Linked DNA regions of Homo sapiens: region 1 is linked to region 2. Evidence: chromatin loops called from intact Hi-C (ENCODE). Cell type or tissue: Calu3. All regions are shown on one strand. Each heading gives the region's core, and the rest is flanking DNA. Links, peaks and the distances in the headings are about the cores only.

Region 1 (10,907 bases), core at 1,321-9,320, 220 kb before region 2:
GTTCAAGTGATTCTTCTGCCTCAGCCTCCTGAGTAGCTGGGACTACAGGAACGTGACACCAAGCCCAACTAATTTTTGTATTTTTAGTAGAGACGGGGTTTCACCATGTTGGCCAGGATGGTCTGGATCTCTTGACCTTGTGATCTACCCGCCTCAGCCTCCCAAAGTGCTGGGATTATAGGCGTGAGCCACTGTGCCCGGATTTTTTTTTTTTTTTTAAAGACAGAGTTTGCTCTTCTTTCCCAGGCTGGAGTGCAATGGCATGATTTCAGCTCAATGCTACCTCTGCCTCCGGGGTTCAAGCGATTCTCCTGTTTCAGCCTCCCAAGTAGCTGAGATTACAGGCACCCGCCACCACACCCGGCTATTTCTGTATTTTTAGTAGAGATGGGGGTTTCACCATGTTGGCCAGGCTGGTCTCGAACTCCTGACCTCAGGTGATCCACCCGCTTCAGCCTCCCAAAGTGCTGGGATTACAGGCATGAGCCACCACGCCAGGCTCACTGTCCTGTTTCCATCGGACCAAGGGACTCCCAAGAGGGGAACTGAGGCTAAATGAGGCCAGTCACTGTGTGGGGGCAGGTGGAAGCTGCTCAGAGGGGAGGAGGTGGAGGGGACAGACCAGCACTCCCAGAGGACCCTGGGAAAGGTGTAGCTTTTGGGCGCTTCCCGCAGACTGTGGGCAAAGTCATACTTAGTGCAAGCTTTAAATACTCTCCCCACACACAGACACAAACACTGTCATTCCTGGACTTGCCCCACCCACCGGTAACATTCGACATCCTGCTCAGACACGTGAGGCTGGTGGGGAGGGGACAGAATGGGTGCATGCTGGGCATGTGGGAGTGAGTCTGGATTCTAAACAGACCTCAGAAGTGACTACACAGACATCCTTTGCTAACATGTTCTAAAGAAGGGTGACCTCAAGGATAGAGGAGGAGAGGGGGAGGAATGAATGCTTCCCTGTCCTCGCACCCACCAGCCTGATTAGCTCCCACTCATCCCTCCTACCTCAGCTGCCATGCCACCTCTTCTGGGAAGCCCTCCCTAACCACCTCCCCTCATCCTACGACAGGCAAAGTTAGACGTTCCTCCTCTGTGCCAGCCCAGTACCTGGTCTTGCCTTCAGAGTGATGCTCATCATATTTACTTTGTGTTTATTTTTCCAGCTTCCACTCATCCCCAGAGGCAGGAACTGTTCCTGCCTTGCTCCCCACAGGGTCCATATCACCTAGGCTGGTGCCCAGCACATAGTTGGTTGTCGATTCATATCTGTAGGATTAATAAATGGGTCTGTTATATCCGTTTTACTGATGGTGAAATGAAGGACCAGAGAGAGTAAGTGGCCTTTCCAAGGCTTCACAGCAAGCTTGTGGAAGAAACCACCAAGAAACCAGCTCTTGAGACTTCCAGCATTTGTTCCAGTTCCTCTGCAAGGGAAACCCCCATTCCCTGCTCTCTCTTTTTCCCCTCCTCACAGGCAGCAGGTATGTGCACAGACAGGCCTGGAGCTGGGCTAGGGTAGGAGTCCCCTGTGAGGCTCCACCTCTGCCTCTCCAGCTCCTTGGCCGGGACCCACTTCTGCTCCAACTCTTGCTGGCCATTAAGTCTGTGCCCCGCCTCACTCAGCCCGCCGCAGCCCCACTGCCTGTGGAGAGGTGAGTCCCACCTCTCTGAGCCTGCTCCCTTCCCCAGCCATAAGACGAATCAGCCTAGGAGATTCTGAGGCTCCTTCAGCCAGGAGGGCCTGTGATGCCCTGTGAAGACGGAAGAGGCTGGGGCCAGCTCCATGCTGCCTGCAGCGTGGCTCAAAGCACAAGCCTTCACCAAACATCAGAAAGGCCCAGAAATCTCATTTTTTCCCAAATGTTCCAGAATTTGACTTCAATGTCACATACTTTTAAAACTTCCCCGTGTGTGGGGAGAGGGTAGGGAGTCTTAGTTTTCAGTTTTTCAAAACAAGCAAATCCAGATGATCTTACTGCATAATCAGGTTTGGGCCACACTTTAAAGTTGACATGGATCTTCCATTTCATACCACACCTCATTTGCTCTGTGCAGCCTTCCTGTGAGGACAGCAGGGCAGGGCTTAGAATCAGCCCATTTCACAGTCAAGGAAAACGATGTCCAGACAGTAGGTGGCAGGGCCTGGGACTTACACTCAGAGGCCCTGTCCCAAATTATGTCTGCTTCCTGCTCTCCACAGAGTGATTTGAGTTGAAAGGAGAAAAAAAAGAAAGAAAAAGAAAGAAAGAAAGAAATTAAGGAAGGAGTGGGAAGGAAGGAAGGAAAGGAGAGGGAAGGGAGGGAAGGAGGGAAGGAAGGGAGGGAAGGAGGGAAGGAATGAAGGAAGGAAGGAAGGAAGGAAGGAAGGAAGGAAGGACAGAGAGAGAGAGAAGGAAGAAAAGAAAGAAGAAAAAAAGGTTGCGTATAATAACTTGATTGGTAGACCTGCCGGAGGAGCCTGCTTAGCCCTGGCAGGAGGCTAAGTCATTTGGTGGGAAGCCCTTTCTCTAGGGGATGGGGTGAGAGATGACAAGAATAATAAAACTCTGAGACAAAGCCAACAGCATGCTGAGTGACTCAAAGGATTAGGGCAGCCCAGGGAGTAGGCCCCTGGGTCTCAGCGTGCAGGATTTGTCCCCACATACACGTGAAAGCCATGTGTTTGGCAGAGACACCACAGTCCTAGCCATGGGGCATCCAGAGATGGACTAGAGCCAGCCCTGGCCCCAGTGGCTTTCCATCCCATGGGAGAGTCGAATGACTGCAATACAAGGTGAAAAGTGACTGCATAGGCAGGGCACGAGCTTGAGTTCCCATCTGACAAGAGGGGCAAACTAGGTGAAAACTTGCAAGAATGGAGTTGCGGGCGGAGTGTGTTGCAGGTCTCCAACTTGTCACGGAGTTTGTGCCCACCAGAGGGCGCTGCCTTAGACACTCCCGTTCCTTTCTCCGCCCGCCCATTGCTCCCTTTCTCCCTGCCCTGTGCCGGGCTTGTCGCTCTATACACAGGCCGGGGGTTAGAGGGGTCCCCACAAGAGGAAAGCGAAGGGCAAGCTCAGACGCAGAAGTCTGATGAGCAGCGGTTTTCAGCAGCCACCAAGGACTCCACTTTCACATCTTCCCCTCCGATAAAAGAACTTTCAACCTGGTGTTTTATAGAATTTAAAAAATAATGTTTATTCAGCAGGCCGGGCCTGGTGGCTCATGCCTGTAATCCCAGAACTTCTGGAGGCTGAGATGGGAGAATTGCTTTAGTCCAGGAGTTCGAGACCAGCCCGGACAACATAGTGAGACCCTGTCTCTAAAATAAATAAATAAATATTTTTTAAAAAGTAAAATAAAATTCAATAAATAGTTTAGAGGGTCTCCTGTGTCCAGACCCAAAGACAAGTACTGGGGAAAGAGCCATGACCACAGACCACCTTGGTCCCTGCTGTCATGGAGGTGGTCATCTACGGGGAGGGCCAACAGTAAATGGGTGCCTGGGCATCTAAGTAAGTGAGGAGATGGTGAATGCTACAAAGAGGGCAAATTGGAGCACAGTAGAGGTGACGGGGGTGCCGGCAGAGGTAACGCGGTTGGGTGCTACTCTCACGTTTGAGCTGAGACTTAAAAGAAGGGAGGAAGCCAACCCTGCGGGGACCTGAGGAACCTTTTCCAAGGGAGGAAATCTCGGTGCAAAGACCTCAAGGAGTGAGTGAGCTTGGCACACTCAGGAAGGACGCGAGGCTGGCCGGGGCTTGATGGGAGAATTGAGGGCAGCGAGGCTGGCTGGATAGACCACTGTCAGTGCTGCGGATTTTACTCCAGTCACAGCAGGAAGCCAATTAGAGGCCTTTAGACAGAGGTGACACAGGCTCTGGGGACACTTTACAAAGATTGCCCTGGCTGTGAGTGCCAGAGCAGAAGCAGAGAGATCCATTAGGAAGTCCTTGCCATAAACCAGGAAGGAGATGAGAGTGACTTGATGGTAGCAGTGGAGATAGGAAGAAATGTAGGAATTTGGGTCTGTTTTAAAATAAAAATAAAACTTGCCGATGAAATGACAGGTTATTCGGTGCCAGGCGCTGAGATGTACACTTTGTGTGTATTGACTTATTCATTCTCGCTATATATAAAGCTGTTTTACAGAGGAGAAAATGGAAGCTCAGGGAGGTTAAGTAATTTGCCCAAGGTCCCATAGCCGATAAGTGACAGATTCTACATTTTAAAAACGAGTCTGTCGATTCCAGAGCCCACAAACAGACTGCTCAATGCAGAGAATGGGAAGCAAAAGATTAGACATACAGAATCAGAAATGGAATCCCAGAGTGCTAGTCCAACAACTTTGACGCAGGCTTCAGCCCAGACCAGAGACTTGTCTCAACTGTTTGGTTGTTCTCTTGGCCAAGGACAGCTGCCCTGGGATCCAAAAGCTCATCAGAGAAAGCTCCCAAGAGCTCAAGTCTGCATTCTTCCCCTCCTTGGGTAACCCACTCATGGTCACCCAGCCAGTTTAAATCCTGGGTCCTCTGACCTTCCTGTCCAGGCCTCCTCCCTATCCCCACAGAGCCCGCTCAGCACAGGGTAAGACCAAGAACATCACGTGGCCACTGCTCACGTCAGATGAGAGCATGGCATATTCCCCTCCTGAGTTCTTGGCTTTTTAACACGGACCTCAGAGCTTTAACTAAAAGTATTTGACTATGCATCCAGGTGCTGTGGCTCATGCCTGTAATCCCAGCACTTTAGGAGACCGAGGCCAGTGGATCACTTGAGATCGGGAATTCAAGAGCAGCCTGGCCAACATGGTGAAACCCCATCTCTACTAAAAGAACAAAAAATACAAAAAAAAATAGCAAGCCTGTAATCCCAGCTATTTGGGAGACTGAGGCAGGAGAATTGCTTGAACCCAGGAGGCAGAGAGAGGCTGCAGTGAGCTGAGATCACACCACTGCACTCCAGCCTGGGCGACAGAGGGAGACTCCATCTCAAAAAATAAAAAATAAAAATAAAAAAAATTGGCCGGGCGCGGTGGCTCACGCCTGTAATCCCAGCACTTTGGGAGGCTGAGGCGGGCAGATCACAAGGTCAGGAGATCAAGACCATCCTGGCTAACACGGTGAAACCCCATCTCTACTAAAAATACAAAAAATTAGCCGGGTGTGGTGGTGGATGCCTGTAGTCCCAGCTACTCGGGAGGCTGAGGCAGGAGAATGGCATGAACCCGGGAGGCGGAGCTTGCAGTAAGCCGAGATCGCGCCACTGCACTCCAGCCTGGGCAACAGAACGAGACTCTGTCTCAAAAACAAACAAAAAAATTGATTATGTGGAGGCACCCAGGCATAAAGGTAGGTCAGCAGGGAAGGTATTTTGCTCCTCAAATTGGGGTGGCAGAGAGCTGGGGTACCTTGAATTCAATCATTCCTACCATGTTCAAGCTGCGTCACAGAAGCGTGGGACATGAACACTGTTTACAACCCATTTCTAACAAGCTCAGAGCCTGCTGAAAGAGTTACCAAGGTAATCAGCTGGAGCCCCCGTCACAGGGCCTGGCACACTGAGGGGTTCCTTCCTCCGCTCCCTGAGGCTGGGGTTCAGGGAGCACATCCCAGGACATGACGCCGTGTCGGTTTTGACTGGTCAGTACTGGTGCGATGCTAGTGTCAGTCCTTTGGCTTTCTCTGCCCGCTACATGTTAGGTCTAATCCATCCCAAGTTAGGATTGGGTCATTATTTCATTGGCACTCAGCAGGGGGCGCTGATAAAACAATTTAATTCAAAGTGTAGCCAGAAATTATGGAGGAAAAGAAACTAAAAGTAACAATCATAAAATGAGTAATTCCTGTCTACCTGAATGGCATGTAATGTTTCAAAGCAACTGGATGTCCCAGATATGTTTGATCTTCACAAAAACCTAGTGAGGAAGTTGCATTGTTAACACTGTCCGCTCTCCGCTCCCTGTAAAAATGAGGACAGAGAGGAAAGGAGAACCCTGTCCCTGCTCCTTGGCCTGGTGAGAGTGGGTCACTGGGAAGACACCAGGAAGGAGGCCAGGAGGCAGGAGTGTTACTGGTAGAGGGTGTGCAGGTTCTTGGCATCTTGAACAGAGAATTGGACAAAACGCACAAAGCAAAGAAAAAGAATGAAGCAACAAAAGCAGAGATTTATTGAAAACAAAAGTACACACCACACAGGGTGGGAGTGGCCCAAGCATAGGGGTTGAAGAGCCCCATTACAGAATTTCCTGGGGTCTAAATACCCTCTAGAGGTTTCCATTGGATACTCGGTGTATGCCCTATGTAAATGGAGAGGATATTCCCTGTCATAGCTGAAGTGTTTCCATTTGATTCACTTCTAGGAAGTCCAGCATGAATTGGCCTTAGGTTCCCTGCCTCCAGACCATATTCTCCTGCCTTATTTCTCCCCTGAGAGATGTGACCCCATAAATCTTTATAGAAGGCAGAGGAACGGATGGTCTTTCTTCTTTAACTACTTTATGCTGGCTTAGGGCATAGTCCCTACCTATTGGGGATCATGGAACGCTAGCCCTGCTCTGTTTAGTGGAGGGAGGATAGTTCCTTGATGGCCGGGGGTGGTCTCTTCACTTGGAACTGGCTGGAACCCATGTTGCATGATCATCTGAAGCTTGATGGTCTCTGAGTAAGAGGAAATGAATTTGGTTAAAAGATTTAATGGGAACTTCAGGGGCTGGGTACCTTTGCTGTCAGGAATGTTTGTTATAGAGATTTGCAGGAGAATAACAAAACCTGGTCTGTGATCTGTTCTAGGATCTATGTGTTTCCTTAAAGTCTTAACATGAGCGACTCCATTTTGGTTTGGTTTGGTCTGTTGGGGCCTAGTGCATGAGCTCAGTTCAAAACAATGGCCTCCCATAATTTTGTTTAAAAAAAATTACCCCTTTTTGGTCACGTTCTCACCTAGGTGAGAACGTGACCAAAACTTACGGCCTTAGCACCACTCTCAGTTACCATCATTTTGGGTTTCTAGTCTCAGAACATCATTCATAGGTTATGGTGTCCTCATGGTCACACATTTCTTTCAGCTCTTGTCATTCCAGTTGAAGAGAGACCATCTGACATTCTAGAGATGGCTGCATGCAAATATTTAAAATGTCTGAGAGAATACAGTGCACCAGGGAGACTATTATCATGACTATTGGGAGGATAATACCAAGAGTTTGGAGTATGCTCCTTACCCAGGGTCCCCATAAACCAAACCTCCTAAAATTAAATAGATTAAAGAATGAGCTACGTAAAGAGTCTACTCACTTAACTAAGCAGGGTCTTCGTTAATCTGCTACAACTGAATCTCTATAATACCCAATGTTTTTTCCATAGGCCATGAGGGCCAGCAGCTTCACAGATACTTCTCTGTTCAGCCAATTCGATCATAACCTTCACAAGAGAACTTAAAGTCTGTTGTGTAACTGTAGCCTTTACAGTAGAATTTGCTATAGAGCCTATCTTGAGGGATACATTTCTAATCATTGCTTATTTTACTCCAAACCATGGAAAAGGACCTAACTAATGATGCCCTTCTAGAAGAGTGAAGGCCTCCTGACAATGTTCTCTTTAACCTATGATGTGCATTAAGAGGAGTGAACCAATGTTCTGTTTCTGACTGATTGTGAGGCAATGTATGTACCATTAAGGTTTCTCACCTACATTGGGCCTCCATCTTTTATCTATCAAAGTACAAGGTTATCCATGTATAAGACTAGCTGCAAACTCCTTCACAAATAAAAGTATACCCCATAAGTGCACATAACAGACCCCTTTTCCACTTCTATTATTCGTAGTGGCATAGGCAAGGAAAAAAATATTCAAAGATAAGGATCTCATGATAGTTGAGAAGTCTTGATTCATGATCCTGGGAAAAGCTGTTCACATCAAGTATGCCATCTTATTCTGGGGAGAAACTTCCCTAGTTAGCTTTACCTTAAGGATTCCAATGGATATACAGTTCCAAGAATGTGGAGGGACCCTTCTCAGTTGTGAGATTATAAACCCAAAGTTCAAGGTCCCAAAATTTTGCTGTAGTGTGGATGGCAAGGACAGTCTTTCTCTGATGTTCTCAGAAGATCCAAACCATAAAAAGCTTTCTTTACCTGGTGAAAATATACCATAGCATAATAATCTACTGTTATAACATCAGCCCTCTTGCATCGGAAAGCTTTTATACAACCAGAAAACATGCATTGAAAATAACAATTGAGGCAGGGTGCAGTGGCTCATGCCTGTAATCCCTACACTTTGGGAGGCTGAGGTGGGCCAGTCACTTGAGGCCAGGAGTTCGAGACCAGCCTGGCCAACATGGTGAAACCCCATCTCTACTAAAAATACAAAAATTAGCTGGGTGTGGTGGCACGTGCCTGTAATCCCAGCTACTCAGGAGGCTGAGGCAGGAGAATCCCTTGAGCCTGGGAGGCAGAGGTTGCAGTGAGCTGAGATCATGCCACTGCACTCCAGTCTGGGTGGCAGAGAGAGACTCCCCAAAAAAAAAAAGAAAAAAGAAAATAACAATTGAAAGAAATTCCTTTATAAAATGTTTAAATGGCCCATCAGGTGACCAAATGTACCTGAAGCTTTGATTGTTTTCCCAGAAATATGGGACCAAACATTGGTTATAAACTATTTTAGCAATGTATAAGTCACCACACCAATATATTCAATTTGGATCATTTTATCTTTTCCATGATGAGTTGTGGAATGCAGAACTTTTAATAATAAAACCTTGAAGGACTCAAGAAGGACAAGGTGGTCATCCTGGTTCTCCATGAGTCCATGCTTAATTAACATTAGACTTATATCCTCTTGAATACCAGTTGTTTCTTCAAATTATTTGAATAGCACTGGTAACTGATGGGTTATCATAAGTAATTTGACTTAGACCATGGAGTTCATTCAAATTGTATATCTAAACAATTTCAGTATCAGCTGGTTTAACATGAAAATCTGACAAAATATTTTCTTAGTATTTAATTAATTTTTTGTTCTACTTGGATTAGTAGCTTTATACAAGGAAATTTAGTTATTTCTGTGGTTTACAATCAGTTAACATAATAACCATAATTATGATTGATAGCATATACTCAGACATATTAGAATTTTGGAAATCCCATACAATTTTGGAACATATATTAATATTTCACACACAGAATTTTTTATAAGATTTATTTTTTAAAAACCTTCCACAACTTGTTCAAACCTTTAGATTTATCTTAACTTAAAACAATTCTTTAACACTTGGCAAAAAAAAAAAATCCACATTCCCATGCCTTCTTATAATCTTTTACCAATAACACATTTTACTCTTCTTACACACCTTGCATGTAAAACAGTTTCTTCAGTAGTCTTGATTACATGTTACAATGTTAACTCTTTGCAACTTTACTTTTAGTGAAAACCTTGGTAAGTTTAGGATTTTTTTTTTTTTTTTGGGACAGTGTCTCGCTCTGTCACCCAGGTTGGAATGCAGTGGCATGATCTTGGCTCTGACTGCCAGGTTCACGCCATTCTCCTGCCTCAGCCTCCTGAGTAGCTGGGACTACAGGCACCCGCCATGACGCCCAGCTAATGTTTTGTATTTTTAGTAGAGACGAGGTTTCATCATGTTAGCCAGGATGGTCTCAATCTCCTGACCTCGTGATCCACCTGCCTCAGCCTCCCAAAGTGCTGGGATTACAGGCATCAGCCACTGCGCCCGGCCAAGTTTAGGATTTTAATTATGTACAAGGTGTGGAGCCTAGGACCCACACAGAAGTGCAAATAAAGTCTGACTTCTTCCAGTGTCTAACTCCACATGTCCCAGGTCTTACCTAGCTGTAAAGCAGGCAGGTTGTACAATTAAGAGTCATGGTGTCATTTTATGAAGCATTTAGGTGGCCTAATCACCTTTAAATAGTACATTTCTTGCATAAATTCTCTTTCATAAATTCTTTCATGACATACACAGACGATGTATGACATGCTTGGACTTTCTGATTTGTCCTAAACATTCCTCTTTTAAACAACCAATTATTTTACTTTAGGACAAAAATTTACCATATAAGATCCTTTCGTATGTAAAATATCTTTTCTTTATAACCTTCTTTGCATAGCTAGGGGGCATGGCTAATTTCACACATCCCCAGGCCTTATCTAGAATCTAATGCTCCAAAATAAATTGAACAATTTTTAAAAGTCAAAGAAGCAGTTTATGACCTAAAGTATTTAGCAAACCTAGTATCTGACCTGCATAATTTAAGCCAAATGTTTACAATTTTTGAAGATATTTTTATTTTACCAATAATCTTTAAAACTGTCTTTGTTCCCAAAGATTACTTAAGTCACATGAACTAAATAAAAGGCATTGGATGGCCGGGTGCTGTGGCTTATGCCTGTAATCCCAGCACTTTGGGAGGCTGAGGAGGGTGGATCACCTGAGGTCAGGAGTTCAAGACCAGCCTGACCAATATGGTGAAAGCTCATCTCTACTAAAAATACAAAATTAGCCAGGCGTGGTGGCTCATGCCTGTAGTCCCAGCTACTCAAGAGGCTGAGACAGGAGAATCACTTGAACCTGGGAGGCAGAGAGAGGTTGCAGTGACCGGGATCATGCCACTGCACTCCAGCCTGGCGACAGAGAGAGACTCCATCTCAAAAATAAAATAAAATTTTTAAAAAGGCATTACACTTTCTACTTTTCTGACAAAATATTTAAGCTCTTATATCAGGGGAACCCGCCCCCAGTATTTCAATGTAGGTTCTTTCTATTTTCCCTAAGTGTTGGCTGGTCTGAGAAATAAAGAGAAAGAGTACAAAGAGAGGAATTTTACAGCTGGGCCGCTGGGGGTGAATCACATATCTGTAGGACCATGATGCCCACCTGAGCCGCAAAACCAGCAAGTTTTTATTAGG
Region 2 (10,907 bases), core at 1,161-9,160:
CTTGATTTTGCCCCAAGATTCTGACTTCTGGCTACATTTCACCTGCAGTTACCTGGGCTATCGGCCGTGATACATTTTTTAATTCATTTGTTTTCCACCATTATATTTTTATACTTTTCAGTTAGATATACTTCTGCATAAAGAGTATATATACAGTGTAGGATAAAGGCATATCGTACATGGCAATGCTGTTAAACATGGTAAGACTGAGGTTCTGCAGGATTAAAGTCAGATTAAGGGTACAGAAAGCACACCTTGATACTGAGGCCATTTAGAGCAATTTGTTTAATGAGTGGTTCAGCCATCACCACCAGTGGCCACCTGTTCAATAAAATTGCCTAGCACCACAGTGGAGAGTCATCTACACCCCAAGGTGAGCTGTAAGACTGGCCAATTCTTTGAAGACCTTTTTTTCTGTTGGGAGAATGGAAAGCAGAAAGGGAAGCCAGGCTCTTTAATGTTCCAAGTCAGCTGTGCCTCACACAAGGCTCTCTTTTTAGCTACTAAGTAACATACTCAAGACTTTGTATCTGTGCAGCATTTTATGGAAATCACTGGTGACCTATAGGATATTACTAAATTATTTCAATAGCTTTATTTTTTTCCTACTTGGATTCTAGGTGGACATTACAGAGTTGAATTCCTCACTACCCCCTCCCGCTGTCATTTGTTTTATTGGAAAACTTCATGTTAACTAGAGTGTACAAAAAGTCTGTTTCCTGCTGAGCCAATAGTGATTTGTTTGCATATCACCTAATGTGAAAAGTGCTCATCTGTGAACTCTACAGCAAATTATATTTTAGAAAATACTTTGTGAGGCCGGGCATGGTGGCAGAGCGAGACTCCGTCTCAAAAAAAAAAAAAAAAAAAAAAAAGAAAAGAAAAGAAAATATAAGGATGTAAAAGAAGCAATTTGCTTGCACATCTGAATATCCTTCTTGTGCCTCCATTTTCACTCTTGAAAACTGAAAGCAATTTGACTTTTATTTTTGTTTTTCTAAAGAACAGCTAGGTGAAAGGAGGTTAAGCTGATTGTCACTCTGCCTGCCCACTACCTACTCCCCACCATGGTGTTTCATGAAACATCCCCACCACCTGAAGTGATCTTTTTAATCCTTGTGATAGTAAATGCATTGATAATTAACAGGAAAAACATGTTTTTAAATAATCTACAAATGAGAACCCAAATAGTAGTGTTTTGTTTGACAGAAGTAAATCAAATATTATGGTTTAAATATAATGCAAAATTTCAGGACAGTTAATTTGGACTTCCCTTACCCTAAGAGGGTTTTTCTTATAATAAGGAGAAGAGGTGTGGTTCAAAGAAAATTAAGAGACAAAACCTTCAGGTACATAATGCATGAAAATCTTTAAATGCCTGCAAAAATTAAGTTCTGTTATAATACCAGCCAATTCTGAATTAGCCAATGCCCTAAAAGCATCTAACAATTTAAGGTTATCTTATGAGTCCTATGAAAACAATTATTTGTTGCTAAATTTGAGTTTTAGCTACCAACGCCATGTTTACGTGACAAGAAATTGTTTTGGCCCTGTGGTTTATGACGTGCTGCTGGATAAGCATTTATGTAAAACTGAGTATTTCAAAGAGAACCATTTACAATTGGAATTTCCACCTGTGTGGCTGTTTGCAGACCTACCTCTGTCTTCCATTTTGCATCCTGTCAGTGCTATAATTAGTTTGATCACTTTGTCTTGTTTTTCAGTGTCTACAATTATAGCTTATTCACTATGTTCTAACTATTTAAAAATAATGGGCCGGGCGCGGTGGCTCATGCCTGTAATCCCAGCACTTTGGGAGGCCGAGGTGAGCAGATCACAAGGTCAGGAGATCGAGACCATCCTGGCTAACACAGTGAAACCCCGTCTCTACTAAAAATACAAAAAAATTAGTCGGGCATGGTGGCGGGCGCCTGTAGTCCCAGCTACTCGGGAGGCTGAGGCAGGAGAATGGCGTGAACCTGGGAGGCAGAGCTTGCAGTGAGCCAAGATTGTGCCACTGCACTCCAGCCTGGGCAACAGAGCGAGACTCTGTCTCAAAAAAAAAAAAAAAAAAAAAAAAAAAAGACTAAAATTTGATTTAAAGTAGTTAAACCCCTTTATGGAAGGAGCTGCAAAATGAAAAAAAAAAAAAAAAGGAATCATGTCATCTTGACCCAGCTGACTGGAAATTTTCAATACTGTCTTTTAACTGTTGTACTCCAGCCAGCCTGGGCAACAGAGTGAGACCCTGTCTCAAAAAAAAAAAAAAAAAAAAAAAAAAAAAGAATTAGGAAATACTTGTTAAAATATCTAACTACGTAATTGCTACATGGGGGAGCTGCTGGTGTTGTTGAGGTCCTTGGGAGCATTCCACTGGACTTCACCATTTCTCCAAAATTATCAGCCCAGTCAGCTTCATATACCCAGATATGGACACTTCTACACGTGAAATTCAAACTGAAGATAAAACTCTGACTTTGGAGTATAAACTTTTGCCTTGAGTATGAAACCTTGACATTGCTGAAAGAAAAGTGGAAACTGTAAGGGACAACAAGTTTCACCAAGGCACAGTCTTCTCTGATAGGCCAGCAGAGCAGCTAAGGAGAAGACAGATCATTCAAGAACTTAAGTCGTTTGTTAGCTACAGCATTTCCATTGCTGTGATACACATTCAGCCATTTTGGAGGAAAGCTAAGCAGGTTCTGACCACCCATTTTCATGTACTTTAAATAACAAATATTATTTCTCAAGGTCTTCATTTTATCATTAAATTCAGCTAATTACTACCTGATTTCAAAGGCAGCTAGTGTAGAAGACTGGTCACAAGAATTTTTTTTTAAATAGAAAACCCTAAAATGCAAATCAAGAAATTCAGTTACAGGCTGCAAGTGACCTAAAATTCCCCTACTCTAGCTCAGCAGCCATCAGTCAGTATAGCATCAGCCACAGGTCACTGCTCTGCATACAGTTCCTTTTCAACCCTTACAAGACCTGCTTCATTGCTTTAAAAATGTAGTGTTGATACTTGAACTGAATTTAGTCATTGGTAACTTAAATATTCACAAAATTGTCATAAAGCTTCTGAAACATCTGGCAATGCCAGATCTGTAATCATCACTTTTAAATTGAATTTGCAGAATTAACTCTAAAGTTGCAGCAACCATATTTATTAGAGAAATCTTTAAGCATATACATATGGTTCCCTATAAGCATTCATTCAGAGATCATCTGTGCCTAAAAGAAAATGATAAAAATGTGTCATAATATCAAAGGGGTCTAGATCAGGGGTTGGTAAACTACAACCCATGGGCCAAATTCAGGCTGCGTTGTATGGCCTGCAAGGTAAGAATGGTTATTTTATTTTATTTTATTCTTTATATATATATATATATATTTATTTATTTTTTTGAGACAGAGTCTCTCTCTGTCACCCACGCTGGAGTGCAGTGGCAGGATCTCAACTCATTGCAACCTCCGCCTCCCAAGGTTCAAGCGATTCTCCTGCCTCAGCCTCCCGAGTAGCTGGGACTACAGGCACATGCCACCATGCCACCATGCCTGGCTGATTTTTGTATTTTTAGTAGAGCTGGGTTGGCCAGGCTGGTCTTGAACTCCTGACCTCAAGTGATTCACCTGCCTTGGCCTCCCAAAGTCCTGGAATTACAGGCGTGAGCTACCGTGCCCAGCTGGTTTTTACATTTTAAAAACGTTTAGAGAAAGAAGAATATGCAACAGAAACTGTATGTAGCCTGCAAAGCCTAAAATGTTTACTCTCTGGCTTGGGAGTTTGTCTCCCCTGCTCTAGACTGTCAGCAAGTGGTACAGTGGTACAGTACAGTGGTACTGCCCAACTGCACTTCTCTGCAAGGTGATTCTAGTGTGCACTTGTCAGAATGAAAATATGTTATTCATTTAAGACATCTCATGTCTTTGAATGTAATCACATGATTTGTATTTAATATTTACATGACCTAATTATTTTTTCACGTCAGTTTTTCTAGATTGGCAATAGCCTGTTGCAAAGTGCCTAAACCTTTGAGAAAAATTACTATGAGCAAGGTCCATGATTTAGTTTTCAATATAAAGGGAATTCCATTCTATACTGTAAAATCCAAAAATGCTAGTTGCCCTCAGCTTTTGAGTTGACTTCCAGAAAGTTGAGATCTTTTGACCATTTTTTCTCATGTCATATAAAATGTGCCACATGGTAGTTGTCAAGCTGTGGTAGTCATGTACACTTTTTTTCTTTTTTTTAACTTTCTAAAAGGAAAAGTTCAAAGTCCTTTCCACAGTTAGTCTTCGCTTCTTTTGGATTTTTCTTTTTAGAGCTAAATTATTCATACCAATGAATAAGTGAGTCTGTTCTAAGATATAGGGGCCATTATCTATTTTTGCTTAATGGACTCATGTGGCATTGTTCACTATCATGCCTTTCCATACTTGTAATATTTCTGAGTCACTTATTAATGTGACCAACAGATAAACTGTTCAAGCTAATACAGCATTTCCTAACTTCATAGTTGTCGCAGATGTTTGTTCTAGTAGCGATTATTTAATAAACATACATTGTACTGAATCTTACTAGCAACTAACTATTTTCAGGTAATCTCAGTCTGCTTATTCACTTTTTCCATTTGATTTGCTAATGCCACAATCATTTTTCTAGAAAATAGTAGGATAATGTATTTTTTCCTGTCTGCTATAATGGAGACTATATTTCTGCATTCATTACCTCTCATAGGTGAAAATATTAAATTAAATAATATTGTTTTGAATAAGACTACTGGTAGTGTTTCATCCCTGATTTATATTTTTAAAATCTATACATTCATATAAAGGCAGGGCTACCGTGTGTAATTATAGAGTTTACGTACTACACAAAGGCACCCAGTTGAGAGAGGAAGGAGGGTGAATGAGAGGCTGAAATCTAGCCTGTGCTCAGCCTGCCAAAGATAGGGTTACATCTCAGAGGACACATCTTTTCCCAGTTTGCTTAAGCTGGCAGTATAGGCCAGCAGCAAGCCTCTTCATGGAAATGACATCCAGTCATTATCCTGGGAATTCTTTGTCACTGGGCTCCTAACACTGTACTGCAGTACCTTTCTACTCCAAACCTGAGTATGTTACAAGGTTAAAAGCTAATAATTTTTTAATTAAACATTTATATCTTTAAATACTCAGTATCTTCAACTTTAGGAGCTGTGAAGTAAACACGAACCATCCAGCTTCACACAATGAAGAGGGACAGATCAGGAACAGAAAAAATGGTCCTGCATAAGCCATGTGTGTCTGTGGTTTATAACTTTTAACTGAAGTACCATCTACAAGATATAAAACAAATTAGAATTTCCCATAACTCACCTAGTTCCTCAAACCACAGCTTTTCAAATATTAGCTTTCTTAGCCAAGCCTGCTGGAATGGGTGGTTTTAGTCATTGCTGACCATATGGTTGATTCTTCAGCTAGTCCCTCCTTTGTGTGTCAGGGTGGGGCAGCCTTGCCTGGATGAACAGATGGATGCTAGCAAGAGGCGAAACAGGAATCTTTACCTGACAAAACACAGACATGAGTGTGCAAAGCCATTTGGGCTGTGCTTTGTGAAGGGAATGGCTGAAAAGGAGTTTGGATGGCTTTATTTCACCCTGAACAGTACACACCCGCCTAAGAAAGGCATCTGTCATTTGATTTAGCAAATTTTATGAACTTACTCTGGGCTTCTCTCTAGTGCAGTTCTGGGGTGGCCTTTTCAGCTCTTTTTTTCTTTCTTTCGCCCTGGACTGGAATGCAGTCTAACTCAAGTGGGTCTTCTTAGGTGACAGAGAAAACACGACCTGTCTCACTTGACAGGGTGGCCTAGTCCCAAAGTAAGGCTTGATTCTCAAAGGAAATGAGAAAGCAGAAAATGGGGGGATCCATTTATTGAGCCCTACTATGTGCCATCCATTCAATAAACTGGAAGGTCTGTTTTAGGTGCTAGGAGTACAATGAAAAATAAGACAGATACCTGCCCTCATGGCACTTAGTGTCTCAAAAGTAATTTTGCCAATTACATTTGGGATGAGTGTCATGAGGAAGGGTATAGAGAGTTCTCGGAGGGAATACGAGGGAGCTGGAGTAGGGAAGACATCCCTGAAGATGAATATCTACACCAAGAACTGAAGAACGAGAGGTATTAAGGAAAGTAGGGGAAAGGCCCTTTACAGCACAGGGAGCCAGAGGTGAGTTTCTGGAGAGATGGACTGGAATGACATCACATAGGGCTTTGAAAGCCATCTTACAAATTTGAATTTGGTTGTCCTGGTGCGGTGGCTCATGCCTGTAATCCCAACACTTTGGAAGACCAAGGTGGGAGGACTGCTTGAGGCCAGGAGTTCAAGACCAGCCTGGGCAACACAACGAGACCCCATCTCTACAAAAAAAATTTAAGTAGCCAGGTGTGGTGGCACTCACCTGTAGTTCCAGCTACTCAGGAGGCTGAGGTGGGAGGATCGCTTGAATCCAGGAGTTCCAGGCTGCAGTGAGCTTAAATCAACTGCACTCCAGCCTGGACAATAGAAACATCACCTTTGAAAGAAAAAAAAAGAATTTGAATTTGGAAAGCTCTGGAAAAGATGGAGGATGGATTAAAGGGAGCCAGTATGGATGTAGGGATACTAGATAGAGGAAGAATGGTGGATAGTGGCAGTGGAGATACGAACTCCAATATATCAGAGGTACATGGGAAGAAGGTTTAGGGTATTATAGAGTACACTTGGGATTTGCAGAGTTTGTAGACTGTGTGAGACATCCTGGCAGAGAGCTTAAAGATAATAAATGTCGATCTGGAGCTCAGCTGAGAGATCTGGGCTGAAGATGTAAATTTAAGAATGATGGGTCCGGGCACGGTGGCTCACGCCTGCAATCCCGGCACTTTGAGAGGCCAAGGTGGGTGGATCACGAGGTCAGGAGTTCGAGACCAGCCTGACCAACATGGCGAAACCCCGTCTCTACTAAAAAAAAAATACAAAAATTAGCCAGGCATGGTGGCACGCGCCTATAATCCCAGCTACTCGGGAGGCTGAGGAAGGAGAATCGCTTGAACCCCAGAGGTGGAGGTTGCAGTGAGCTATCATGCCACTGTACTCCAGCTTGGGCAACAGAGCAAGACTCCATCTCAAAAAAAAAAAAAAAAAAAGAATCATGGACACACATATTAATTGAAATGGAAATGGATGAGATCAGGGAAGAAAAGAGGGTCTCAGACTGAGTCCTAGAGGGTCTCAGACTGAGTCCTAGAAACCAAACCATTTAAGGATTAGGTAGAGGAATTTTTAAAGACAGAGCATCTCAAACCAAAGAGAATCACCAGACACTTGGAAAGGAAGCCTATTTGAAGGCCTGGGTTCTAGTTCCTCAAAGTCTGGATGTCCATGGCTGGGCTGGAGGCACAGTGGCTGTCAGCAGAGAGAGCTACATGGCTGAGGGGTAGAAGGCAATAACTCTCACAAGACACTGCATTGAAACAGCAGGCTCCAAGCTGGAGCCCACTGGCATTAACCCTGAGAGGGTACTTACTGTTAGAAAAGTTATCTCCTTTTGGGGCATCTGAAGACCTAGCTTAGGATCCTGGTCCTCCACTGAAAAGCTGTGTTGTTGTGGCCAAGTCACAACTAAATTTTGGGTTCTATATCTGTTAAATGCAGGATTGTCTTAGGGGTTAGCACCACGGTGTAGTATGAATCTAATCATAACAGTTTCTGAATGGTATCTTTCCTATAAGATTGCTTGGCCTGGGCTTGTAGGGGTACCTCAAAACTGGACAGACGAGAGGAGTCAACCCCTCTTCCCTCTCTCACTGACCAGTGCAACCTGGAACAAGGGACTATCCGGCCTTCTCCCCTTCCTGGTCATCAGGTGCTGGCCTGTGCTCACAGAACCTGTTTGCCTTCGAGGTGGAGATGGGTTTTTCTGCCTTATCCCGCCCCTGTTTTTCAGACTAGGGTGTGGCAGAACATGCACTGGACTGAGACTTTTTCTGCTGATTAAAACACCCACCCATTGTAAACGGGAAGGCTGAAAAGGCGTCAGAAGTGCGTTAATTCCGTCTCTGAACAGCACATACCTTTCCAAAGCCACCCTTGGCACTCACACCCACTACATATGTCTCACTAAGTTCCTCCCTGGCCATTCCAGAAACCTCCTGGAGAGGTCAGAGCTGTTTGTCTTAAAGTCTGTTCATTTTATTCCAATAATCTTACCCCCATTTAACTTTCTCTCCACTTCAAATCTTTCCCAAATTTCCCGAAAGATGTATCTGCCAAGGAGAAAAGATAAGTTTTTAGGGGGCTTGAAGAAAAGTTAACAAAATTCATTTAGTCATTCAGTCCACCTGCTCTGGACTCTCATGAGTGGGGCACAGACAGGGAGGAAAGTGGTCATGTCCCTCCCTGGGGCTGCTCTCTTGCCCTCATTTGTTCTCAGATTTAATTAGTACCCCCAGCTCCTTATTTAGTCCTTCTCCCACCATGAAGTTGCCTGTGAGTCTTAGGGCTTTCCTAATCCTCTAGCTGTATCTCACCATCCCCATCAGAAACCTGCACTCGGTCCCTCCCCTTCTCTCTCTCTTCCTCCCACCTCTTTCCCCCTTCATTCTTCTCATCCAGGCACCTCCCCCAGGTAAATTAGTAAGAGGGACGAGGAGCCTGAGAGATGAGAGATGAACATTCTCACAGAATGTCCACTAAGTCACCAAGCTATGAGGATGCTGTTTGGAATGAAACTATTCACGTTTCTCTATTACCGTTAAGGTAGCTACTGTCTCCAGCAGGTTCCATGGCAAGGAAGGTGTGTTTCCCTTCCACCTCAGCCTCCCTTCCTGAGATTACGAGGATCCTAAACAGTTGACCACTCTTTGGGGGTGTGTTGCCCCTTGAGCCAGGCATGCTGTCCCTGTGACCTGGGGTCTTAGTAGTGGTCAGGACTGTATCGGCTATAAATGACGAAGTCCTGGTGTCCAGCCAGAGTGAGGCAGCCAGGACAGTGTAGCTCTACCTCCATCTCACTACTGAGAGACATGAGCTATCACGCTCTAGGACAGCAGCATTCCTCCCGAGTAACAGTCAGAAAGGGGTGATCCGACATTGGGCTCTCTGTGTCAGTGAGTGGAGACAGGGGAAAGGATCTAACTGTCCAGCCCTAGCCGCTGGTGGAGTCACTTCACCGGAGTCCCACAGCGCCTCCCAAGAGTCAGGGCTGCTGCCGCCAGCACCTCCTTTGCTGCATTCCTTGCTGTGGTCGCTCCTGGTCCCCATCCCGACCCCTCAGATGTCAATTAGGGCACCCTGGAAAGAGAAGCAGCTGCCTGTGAATCCAGTATGCTGGAGGTCACTCCCAAAGTTTTTCCAGTAACAATTTGTAAGGTCAAAACAATAGGGGGCTACTTGATACCACCAAGAGTTTGTCAGGCAAACATTGAGAAAGAGAGAGAGAAGAGAGAGAGAGAGAGAGATCTTCCTATTTAGATACCTAGAAATGCTAGCCATTCTAAAATTTTTACTTAAAAGGAGAAAAAATGGACTGGTTATTTGGCAGTCGGGGCCATCCCAGAGAGCGCCTCCTTCCTAGAGACAGTGGGTCCCTTTCCTCCTTCCTCTTATCAACCAGAGGCTGAAATTAACACCCACAGCTTCTGCTGGCTAAAAGCCTCAAAAACAACAACAACAAAAATCAAACAAGAGAGACTAATGCTTTAGGCAGCTACAACTCCAAGAAAAGCAGAGAAACCTTATTTATTTATTTATTTATTTATTTATTTATTTATTTAACTCTGTTGACCAGGCCGGAGTGCAGTGGTGCTATCGTGGCTCACTGCAGCCTCAATCTTCCAGAATCAAGCAACCCTCCCACCTCAGCCTCCCAAATAGCTGGGACTGCAGGTGTGCATCACAACACCTGACTGATTTTTTTTTTTTTTTTTTTTTTTTTTGGTAGAGAAGAGGTTTTACTATGTTGCCCAGGCTGGTTGCAAACTACTGGGCTCAAGCAATTCACCCACTTGAGCTTCCTAAAGTGCTGGGATTATAGGTGTGAGCCACCATGACCAGCCTAGAACTTTAAACTTTAGGTACTGAGCAAACACCAAATCTAGGAAACATAATGCTAGCCTTAGATTACTTATTGATTTATGAACAAACCCCTAGATACAGAGGAAAATAAAAGGTATGTATAAATTATATATAAATAAATGTATATAATTTAAATATAAACTACATATAAAATAATGTATGTAAATAAATTATATACATATTTTAAAATAAATATAATAAATAGGCTGGGTGTGGGGGCTCACACCTGTAATCCCAACACTTTGGGAGGCTGAGGTGGGTGGATCACCTGAGGTCATGAGATTGAGACTGGCCTGGCCAACATGGAGAAACCCCATCTCTGCTAAAAATACAAAAATATTAGCTGGGTGTGGTGGTACATGCTTGTAATCCCAGCTACTCAGGAGGCTGAGGCAGGAGAATGGCTTGAACCCAGGAGGCGGAAGTTGCAGTGAGCCAAGATCAAGCCACTGCACTCCAGCCTGGGTGACAGAGCAAGACTCCGTCTCAAATAAATAAATAAATAAATATACATACATACATATATATATATATATATATATATATATATATATATATACACATACATACATACATATATATATATACATACATACATACATATATATATATACATACATACATACATATATATATATATGGCAAGCTGAATATATGCTATATTTTCCACAATTTGATTTAATTGGAAATTCAAGATTCCTAATTTATATACTAAAGAAGTTGTGTAACAAAAAGATTAAAAACAGCACTGATTGGTTTTTGCGCCTCTACAACATAGGTTCTAACTTAACATTTGTGAAAATG

The links. A loop is a pair of places that touch in the nucleus more often than their neighbours do. Peaks named below come from ENCODE experiments on the same cell type or tissue, not always from the same donor. Only the 100,000 strongest peaks of a DNase experiment are listed, where the experiment ranks them.
Region 1: it touches region 2 in a loop (4-fold over the local background); 13 of 110 quality-filtered maps call a loop at or near these places.

What each region holds. Positions count from the first base shown.
Region 1 is chr11:76,804,669-76,815,575 of GRCh38, forward strand. LOC124902720 (a long non-coding RNA gene) reads right to left here. Exons shown (of 3, transcript XR_007062789.1): 3 at 8,033-8,116. Among named protein-coding and RNA genes, the nearest start is that of TSKU, 27 kb to the left of the region's middle. RefSeq lists enhancers at 2,697-2,746, 2,827-2,876, 5,798-5,887. In Calu3, for the core only: CTCF peaks have their summits at 2,904 (motif pointing right), 5,761 (motif pointing right) and 5,966; DNase peaks (open chromatin) are centred at 2,943 and 5,733.
Region 2 is chr11:77,022,018-77,032,924 of GRCh38, forward strand. ACER3 (alkaline ceramidase 3) reads left to right here. Exons shown (of 11, transcript NM_018367.7): 11 at 1-4,780. All of the region lies in intron 1 of ACER3-AS1 (ACER antisense RNA 1), which reads right to left. Among named protein-coding and RNA genes, the nearest start is that of B3GNT6, 6.9 kb to the right of the region's middle. RefSeq lists a silencer at 2,923-2,972. In Calu3, for the core only: no CTCF peak of the experiment used is centred there; DNase peaks (open chromatin) are centred at 5,494 and 7,934.